2 separate regions of the Mus musculus genome follow, and region 2 is linked to region 1. Evidence: chromatin loops called from intact Hi-C (ENCODE). Cell type or tissue: heart. All regions are shown on one strand.

Region 1 (5,000 bases):
AAAGATCAGCTTCCATACTGGGCAATGCATTATGGCTTACATAAAGTTTTATTTATGTAGAAAATACTCTGTTAAGTATTGCAGTATGGAAGGCTTATTACTGATGGGTCAAGAATAAAACTGATCCCCAATATGGAAATCAGTATAGCAATTCTTTAGAAAATTAAAATAACTACAATATGATCCAAATAAGTGTTTAACTGAAAGATGCCCAGTGAATGAATCACACAGATAACTGCATAATATTTCCACTGAACCACTTTCCCAATGGCTAAGTAGCAAATTTATGGAACTAATGTAAGGGATCATCAGGATACAGCTATATAAAGAGAAAGTGTGGAACTCATACAGAGATACACATACAGACACACATCTGCACACAGTAATGTGTAAACACACACCTACATGGACAAACACAGACACAGGCACACACCACAGATGCATACACAGACACCAACATATATATACACACATACACTGACACACATAAAAATAACCACTTAGCAAACATATGGTAAGACAGGGTTTGTTCATCTTGCACTCTGAGGTAACAGTCTGTCACAGAGGGGAATCAGGTCAAAAACTGAAGGTAGAAACCATGGAAGAAGGAACTGAAGGAGAAGACAGGGAGGATGTTGCTTGCTCGCTGTCTACTGCCTGAGCTCACTATAGTTCCTGATTTAAGAAAATACATAGCAAAAACTTTCTCCAAAAAGTAAAAACAAACAAATAAACAAAAACAAAACCCCTTAGTTCTGTTACATTAATTTGAATAAATACTCAAGGGGTCACACTGGGTCGCTCATGAGGGATATCTGCCAGCTATAGTGAATCATGCACACAGCTCTTTTTAATCAGAATAACACCACTATAATTTTTCTGTTTCCTATAAAACAAATTTGAACCTAAAAATACTGTCTTTTGGGAATTTGGCTTTCTACACTTAAAAAATAGCATAAACATCTTCTTCAGTGATTTGATTCTCTGGACTTGACCTGTGTAATGTACTTACAGATACTGATGTTATGACTCAGGATTCTAAGTGTAAAGTCCATACGGGGTTTATTGGATGGCATTGTGTAGTAATTCATGATTTCAGAAGTGTCATGGGTACACACTTGTGATCAAAGGTAAGGACACAGTTTCATTTTGCTTTTCCTACTCCACAGACAGGCCCCGGGGGAGAGACAGTAGTTCCTGCAATTCTCAGGATGTTTCAGTGTCACATCGTCAGTGTTCAGATGAGACAATCATTCATTTGAGTGTCCTCCTCCCAACAGTGTGTTCACCTTACCTCCCTACATCAGGATAGGGTATGAGGCCTTGCGTTTATGATGCAGGTTGGCCAGCAGAATGAGGGTTTCATTAAGTTCCTTCATTACCTTGACCATAGGGAAATTAGTTTTATATAATTGTATCCGACGACAATAACTGCCTTTGAATGAGGGATGAGCATTGGTCACATGATCAGCTGTTAGCACTGGTAGAAAATGACAATCACATCCCCTGAGTGTTTCTAGGTAAAGCTGTGGCTTGAAGAAATGGATATGGTACAACCATCATGCAACACAGTAATGGAAGGGATTTTTATTTATTTAGATTTGGGTTGATTCCAACAGGGCTTCCTTTGCAACATCTGTGAACTTCATTAGTCGAAGCATAAAACTCGACTGAAAGGCATTTTGAGAATAGTTTTAAGGCTGCCATAGGGCTATGGAAAATAACCACAATCACAGACAGAAATGCATAAAGTTAGATAAGAATTTTGATTTTAAAAAGCTAAATAGATCAGGAAATATTTTCGATGGAACTCATTTTAGTTTATGATTTACATTTGTTTTAGATTTTGTTTCATCTGACTTCCTTAACATTGGAAATATTTTTGGAATATATAAAAATAAATACATGAAATATTCCTATTTCATACTAATCTTTTAAGTAACTGAACATCTATTTTGCCAATTTATTTTTAATTGCATAAACCATGGAAAGCATTTATATTCATAAAAATGTCTGGTGACCTGTGTTATACTAGAACATCCCCATGTGCTGACAGAAATGTCTGAAATAACCCCTAAGGGCTTTGACGTGGTAAAAATCATTGGACGGAGCACAGGGTCCCCAATGAAGGAGCTAGAGAAAATACCCAAGAAGCTGAAGGGGTTTGCAGCCCCATAGGAGGAATAACAATATGAACTAACCAGTACCCCCCGAGCTCCCTGGAACTAAACCAACAATCAAAGAAAACACATGGTGGCACCCATGGCTCTAGCTGCATACGTTTCAGAGGATGGCCTACTTGGTCATCAATGGGAGGAGAGGCCCTTGGTCCTGTGAAGGTTCTATGCCCCAGTGTAGGGGAATGCCAGGGCTAGAAAGTGGGAGTGGGTGAGTTGAGGAGCAGGGGTAGGGGGGAGGGGATAGGGGATTTTCAGAGAGAAAACTAGGAAAGGGGACAACATTTGAAATGTAAATAAAAAATATCTAATAAAAAGAGTTATTGAATTAGAAAACAAGCAAACAAACAAAAAGGAATGTTTCTAGATTTGTTGTCTCTGTGTTTTGAAGTTTCTGATTAATAAGTTGGAAGAAAACAAAATATACATGTCTGCTGGGGCCTGAGAAAGAGAAGAGATGTGTGAGAGAGAAGAGAAAGGCACTGGTTTCTTTTCCAGACTTGGGTTCTCTTTCCTGCACCCACATCTGGTGTCTCACACTCACACTGCAACTCCGATAGCATAGGGTTCTGAAAAACTTTCCTGGCCCCCAGGGTCACATGTTGTACATGTGCTTTCAAGTTTTGCTAGCTCTGCTCACATTTGGTTTCGATTTCTGAAATTTGATAGAAACAAAAGCATCAGCCTATCAGGTTGTTGTTTGGTGTGGGAACCCCATAAGAACTTCTTGATGAGCCTCCCAATCACAAAGACATTTTCCCCACTCTTGCACTCAGCCATTTACTACCCTTCCATTATCTGGCATACAAGCTCTTCAAATTGTCAATGTAATCCTGTCGTGCACCAGGCCTCTTCAGTGATTGTGACTCACAAGAAAATAGAAATAGAGAAACCTAGACAGTCTGTAGGTCACAGCCTGGATCATCATGCTTGGAACACCACGTTAGATAGGGTGGCAACAAAAATAAAAATGCATGATTCAGTCCTTTAAATACCTACTGTCTTTCACTTTCTGCTTAGTGCCATATTTGCTCACTATTATAAACTCTACAGAGTTCTGTGATGGGCTGCATCTAGTTCTCATGAGTGATCGAAGTGATGGAGACAATGATAGGCCTAGGATAAAGGATACTGAGACCTGAGCTGGTTGTAGATGAAGCTGTTGCTATCTCAGCTTTGCTGACTTAACAATCACTTGAGTTTTCTGACCTGTAATTAAAACATTATTCATGTTTTAATCTGTGCTCTCATGTCCTATGCAACAACCTGCTTTAGAAGGAGTAGTGAAAAGGTTCAGACCCAGTTCTTGGCCTGAAGAGCTAGTTTTGAATCTCTGCCGTTATTCCTTAGCTTCATGACCATCTCCTTACATTCACACTGGAGTTCCATGCTCCACTTTATTGCTGTTTAGATTTAGCCACATCGTATTTAAATCCAAAGGTCTAATGTAAATGTCATAAATTTGTTCTGGAGCATTTCATCACACCTACAGATCAACAGATATCTGAGCAGTGTTTTCTCTTCAGACTCAGGCTACCTACAGCCTTTCTCTAGCAGGTCACTGGCCAAGGCTTTTTTGCCTGCACCTGGGTACTGAGAACCTTTCTCTTATAATTCCACACCTTTGCCCTGTAGCTTAGCACTAATGCCAGCAGACAGCGATGAACCAAGAGCCCCAGGCTATGTGAAATGAGGACTACTCTGGATTAAATTGTTGTGCTCAAAAAATAAAGAATGAGTCAGAGCATGCCTAATTCCACAGGAAGGAGATTCGTCGCAGCAGAAAACATGTGGAGCTCATTTGGTCAGAAAGGAAATATTAACATCGAGAATTCCACATTGACTCCAACTCCTTCACATTTGTTGGATCCCTGACAGAGCCTTGTTGTGTTTCAGCATAAACATGGTAGGGACATTACAATAGGATGTTATGAAAATGTGAATCAAGAATGACTATCGTTACAGCAAACGCTTGTGCTTTATACATTGTTCCGAACTCCATCCTCGTAAGGAGCCTGTACTGATACAGGGCTCAGGGATTTTGAGAGATTTGAAACAAGAAGTGATTTTTACATAATGTTCTCTCATGTTCCATTCTGGCTGAATTCTGTAACATTCCTTTAAAAATAATGTACACTTGGAGTGAAGCAGACAAATACATTTCCTTCAATAATGTGGAAGTCAGCTGTAGTTGTTTTACATGAATAATTGATTTTTTTTTAGTGTCCTATTTACTGCTAACAATCTTTTTGTTATTCAGATATTGAAATTGCCTCAAAGCATTCATTTTAGGGAAGATTCTGCAATCACTTTGTACCCTTCCCTTTCCTACATTGCTGCCCTTTCTTGTGTGAAACTGATTTCTGTATCTGTAGACTTGCTCCCAAGCTCTCCATTGTCCCATCTCTTTCTCCATAGCCTTAGAGACAATGTAACCTTGTTTATCCACACCCTTTAGTCTTGTGTGTGTGTGTGTCTGTGTGTGTGTGTGTGCATATGCACGCATGTATCAATGATTTCCTGTGATGTTTGTATAGAAGGTCTTTACAAACAATTTGAAAGAGTACAAGAAGTCAAGGCATAAGAATGACTCTGATCGGGATCGTTGAATGCTAATCTACTTTATTTAGGAAGGAATACTTAAAGAGGTTGTATAATCTGCTAATTTTTTCAGAGTTATCAGCTCATCTGAAGCACCTAGCATTGTAAAAGATGAAAAACAGCACAGTTGACATCACTTGAGCTACTTTAATATCCTTTGACACTGATTTCATGTTAATTGAACATTTTACAAATACTTTTAAATGAACTATTTTATAAAGA
Region 2 (5,000 bases), 960 kb after region 1:
GTCTCCACCAAATATGGACTTGTTTACACCGCCAGCATCATGGTGCACCTGTGCAGCTCTCACGATGGTCGTGGCTATTTTCAGGTGTATGAGGAAGTCAGGTGCAAGTCATAAGACTTAGCTGCAGTCCCGGGCGCCATCTTGGGACTGCTGCCACACCCGCTCCTCACAAAAAAATCTTACTGACAAATGCCCAACAGTGGATAGATGGAACTCCAGAGTCCACCTCCAGTAGAAAGAAAGACTAGGTTACTAACCTACAGTTAAATTTTCTGATCCAGAATTGTTCCTGTTTAAAAAAAAAAAAAACTGCAGAAACAAAAATGGACAAGAGACTGAAGGAAAGGCCATTCAATGACCAGCCCAACTTGGGATCCATCTCAAGGGAAGGCTCCAAGGCCTGACACTGTTAGTGATGCTATGATGTACTTACAGACAGGAGCCTAGCATGGCTGTCCTCTGAGAGGCCCTACCAGCACACATTAACGTCACCTACCTATTTACAATTGTATACCCTTTTTAAAAGTAGTTTTCATTGTAAGTGTGTACATATGTTTATGTGAATGTAGTGTGCATGCACGTGTGTGTGAGTGTGTGTGTGTGTGTGTGTGTGTTTGCATATATGTGTGCCTTGTTGCTTGTTGCTATGTGCTTGATGGAGACCATGGGATGATGTTAGGCTTCCCAAATTCCTTCCTCACATTATCCTCTTGAGAAAGTGTTTCTTCACTAAATCTGGAGATGGGAAGTGACCAGCAAGCCCCAGCATCCCTTCACTCTCTACCTCCAAAGGCTGAGGTTACGGCTATTTGACTACGTGCAGTTTTCTCCATGAGCTCTGAATTATCTCCATTCTTCTGATCTTTTCAGGCTAAATGTGTGACGTGAAAATAAAGCTAAATGCTTGATACAACAAAATGCATAGGCTGAGACATCACACTGCATCCTCAAAACACGCACAATCATTATGTGTCAAGTAGATGCAATATTTAAAAAATGGGCTTTTTTCTCTGGGCACTATTCCTTGAGATGGTATATGGCATCAAGAGAAATGCTTAGTCAGAATGAAGTCACTACAGTCTGAGGACTCCCAACTGTGTTCTTAGCTCCTTCTTTACTGCATTCAATATCTAATGTTTCCCACATTAGCAGCCTCTCCTGTTGATTACCTTCAATCTGTTACCTTCAGTCTTTGCAAGGTTTGCCATCGTCGATTTTTTCATACAAGGAGTCTGGGGCCCAGTGACAGTCCTAGATCTCTTAAGGTCATAAAGTAAGGAGGTGACAAATTCAGAACATCAGAATTCAAACTCAGATTTATCTCAATCTCCAATCCGGTCGGCAACAAGGGCAGAGAACAGACTCATCCCTATACGTGGACATGGCTCTGTTAATCTTTCCAGACGTGAGCATATGCATCCCCTGATCTGTGTATGTTTGGAAAATGCTGTGGGAGGGGAAGACTGGGAAACAGCATAGGACTTTGCAGACAGCTGAGTGTCAGGGACTCAGAGAAGTCTCCATTTCTCAGCCCTGATGCATTGTCATGGGCCATCTCAGTTCTAAATTTAACTACCAGTTGTCAGTAGGAAGGAGTACTGGCAAATCACAAGTCGTCGTCCGGTACAGGGCCTTACAGGTTTACAGTAAAGTCAGGAGCAAATCTCACTCCCAACACTTTTGGAAACCTGGCTCTCATCTTCTGGCTGTAATAGAAGCTGGGGGATACCTCCGATCTCTGCCTACTCATCAACAAACTGCATGCTTGTTGGTGGTAGTTCAAACGTCCTTCTTCAAAGTCGTGCGTGCCTCCTGATGACTAAGATAATATGCTTTTAACTCCAGTATTCATTAAACTCATGAAATTGTGCTACTATACTTTACCTTAAGCAATAACACATCTTCAAAATATGGCTTTTAAATCACATTGTATTGGGAAGTCACTTACATTTGGGATGATCACACACTGAAGAAGAAAAAAAAAAACTGTCTGGCTAAATCTATTTTAAAATTTGTCTTTTGTTGCCCCCTGGTGGTTGAACATTTTCCTCACCCTGCCCCGCCCCCACTCCACTACCAAACTTTTTTTTTTCCCTCATCCTTTTTAACTTTTTGTTGTGGCCAAGGGAAATACCTTAAACCTGGAAAAGCAATTAAAGCCAGTTCCAAGTGTCAAGTAGCAATTCACACACACGCACACACACACACACACACACACACACACACACACACCAAAACAAAAACCATGCATAGCAAATGAATCAATGATGCTGTAATTCTCTCAATAGATTGCACGTCTGTGATTTCTTTCTCCATTTGAGTTGCACTGAGCTCTCAACTGTGACAAATAAAAGCAGCCAAAGATAATTCTCGTTTTTAAAATATCCTAATAGTATTTGGATTAAGCTAACAAAATCACATGCTTAAAAATTAGCTGCGGGCTTGAAAATGTGTAAATACAAGTAATATTGAAATATTTAAAAATTGGTTTACAGATTCCTTAAAATGGTAAGAGAAATCTGTTACATATCGTTGGAAAGACATAAAACTTTTGCAAATTCCTAGTTTAACTGGAAAAGAAAACCAAATACCATTTGTTGTAGACTATCGCCACCTTGTGGGCTAAGCAAGAGGTACTGAAGCTGGTGACCCTTTTAAGGTGGAATTTTTTTTCTAATATAAAATTCCTTTTTCTAATAAAATAAAATTAATAATTGTAAAAAGAACATAAGTCACAAGTCTGATAATATATTTACTTACCAAAGATTTATATTAAAATACCAAGAGATATTTTATTAAAAATTATGACTGTGGTAGTTTATTTCTGAGATCCCCAGTTTCATACTGAATCATCTTGAACAAGTTAATGAGCCACTTTAAGGCTCCCCTCTGCTATATTTTTCAGGAAAATAAATTAGAAAGATTATACTTCTCTCAGATCTTCCAGTGTACAAATTTGGGGTTGGTAGATACCCTATGTCCAAATGGAATTAATAATTTTTCAGACTTTGATGTTTATTAAACTCACAACCTGCTTAAAATGGATGTTTTCTTTCTGAAATCTCCATTTAGATAAAAAATATTCATTGCTCCAGCGTTGACATTTGTTCCTATGTACTCCAAAGGGAGACTAACGCCAGACGGCTTTTGCATTTCTAATTGGCAGAGCATGTAGTAGGAGTTACAAATCAAAAGCCTTCCATGCTTATGAAATGTGCTCATTAGCTGTTACTGTAGGTGATATTTACACTCAAAGAATCCTAATAGCGCCTCCATATTACCAGACTTCCTCACCTCCATGGCTGCCTGGAGAGTGCTCTCTTTGATAAAGACTTCACGAGAATTATTCTGTGTCTTTAACCTGTGGATCCTTGAGACACGCAAACATGGAAGAAACTCATTGACGTTCACAGTTGATACCCACTTCTTTTACTTCAAACTCTACTTTTTTTTTTTCCCTCCCTTGGGGACTCAGTGTGTAAAAAAAAAAAAAAAAAAAAAAAAAAAAAAACAAGTCTTCTTTTATAAGCTTGAATTTTGTATTTTGAGATGAATGAGTTCAGGTCATCTCAGTAAGTTCCCAAATAAATAACTTCTTGAAGTCTTCCTCTTAAGACGCGTTAAGCTGGTGTTTCTGCAAGCTCATCTATGAAGAAATACACTCTATAGGAAGAAAACCAGAAGTACAAGGGACAGATGTTAGCAGAGCATAGGGATTTCGAGTTGCCGACACAAATCCAGGAGCAAGGGTTTTATAAGTGTAACACTATGCAAGTTACTACAACAACCCAGTGTTTCACCATTGTCTCTCTGGTCAGTAAATGGAACCCCTAAGATCTTGCTTTTTCATTCAGATATTTTCTTTCAATTTACATTTTGCTTATACAGATGGGTATGTGTTATAGGCTTGTGTGCCAAACACACAATGCTGATCTTAATTGTTTTAAAAGTGGATTAGAGACTCTTCTGAATGTGCACTATTTTTTTTTCAGTTTAGTAATTGGCAACTCCAATACTCATGTCTCTGTTGAAGCGATTAAAAAAGAATCATTTCCCAGAACTACAGGTGCACAACAGATTGGAGCCATTATGCAAAAGAACAGAAATCTGGAGAGAAACCCAGAGAATATAAAAGCCATGTTCCTGGCAACCCTTTCCCCTTTAACTCAGTGCCTTTTTTTTTCCAGCTCTATTTGGATACAGAACATGAAATATGAAAAAATTATAATGGATTTGAAGTAACCCATTTGAGATTCGAAATGTACTCCCAAATGAAAATCTCTTTCAATAAGAGCACACGAGAGGCAGAAATGGGCTCACAGCCAAGCTTGCAACTTTAAAAGGTAAAGTCGCCTGCCATGGGAGAGTGGAGAGACTGAAATATACTACACTTTGATTTGAAAATTACATATGTTTCTGGTGGTCCTGCAACTCTTCCTTCCTGCCTCAATTGAAGGAGATCACACATACATTATGGATCTAGTAAGACTTTCATCCCTTGTCCACCTCAAGCATCTTTCATCTCCCTTGCCCACCGGCTTTTATGTTCTACATTCTAAGCAAGGAAGTAAAGGCACGGGTGAATCTGCCCTTGTTTGTATTTGTTCTCACAAGTATCTAACCTTGCTGGTTAGCAAGTGAGAGAGAACAGAGGGGAAAGGAAGCCACACAAACAGGAAAGATTAAAAAAAAAAAAAAAAGTCAGGCAGCATAACAGAAAATGGAAATGCTTCTCAAATAAAGTGGGTCGACCGACCAGGAATGTGGGCTTCGGGAAAGCCCACTTGTGAATCAGGTTCTTAAACAAAAAAGAAAGAGGCCGGACACCCCACAAATGAATGGGCTCCGCTCCTAACTGTGGATGTCAGTGAGAGCTGAAGAAGAGCTGAAGAAAGATGAAGAAACAGAAAGGAAGGAAGACGAACAACATCAAAGTTCCCTGGTGGAAGAGCAAGGTTGCTTGATGTGTTTAGTTCAGCTATCAGTGTGATTTTAAGAAA

Evidence for each region. Peaks named below come from ENCODE experiments on the same cell type or tissue, not always from the same donor. Only the 100,000 strongest peaks of a DNase experiment are listed, where the experiment ranks them.
Region 2: it touches region 1 in a loop (3-fold over the local background); 4 of 42 quality-filtered maps call a loop at or near these places.

Annotation. Positions count from the first base shown.
Region 1 is chr16:86,765,187-86,770,186 of GRCm38, reverse strand. It overlaps Gm32461 (predicted gene, 32461), which reads left to right. Exons shown (of 6, transcript NR_153789.1): 6 at 1-261. Among named protein-coding and RNA genes, the nearest start is that of Gm32461, 39 kb to the left of the region's middle. In heart, no CTCF peak of the experiment used is centred here; no DNase peak of the experiment used is centred here.
Region 2 is chr16:85,804,864-85,809,863 of GRCm38, reverse strand. No RefSeq gene overlaps it. Among named protein-coding and RNA genes, the nearest start is that of Adamts1, 4.3 kb to the right of the region's middle. In heart, CTCF peaks have their summits at 2,015 (motif pointing left) and 2,620 (motif pointing left); a DNase peak (open chromatin) is centred at 2,043; H3K4me3 peaks cover 151 bases; H3K27ac peaks cover 857 bases.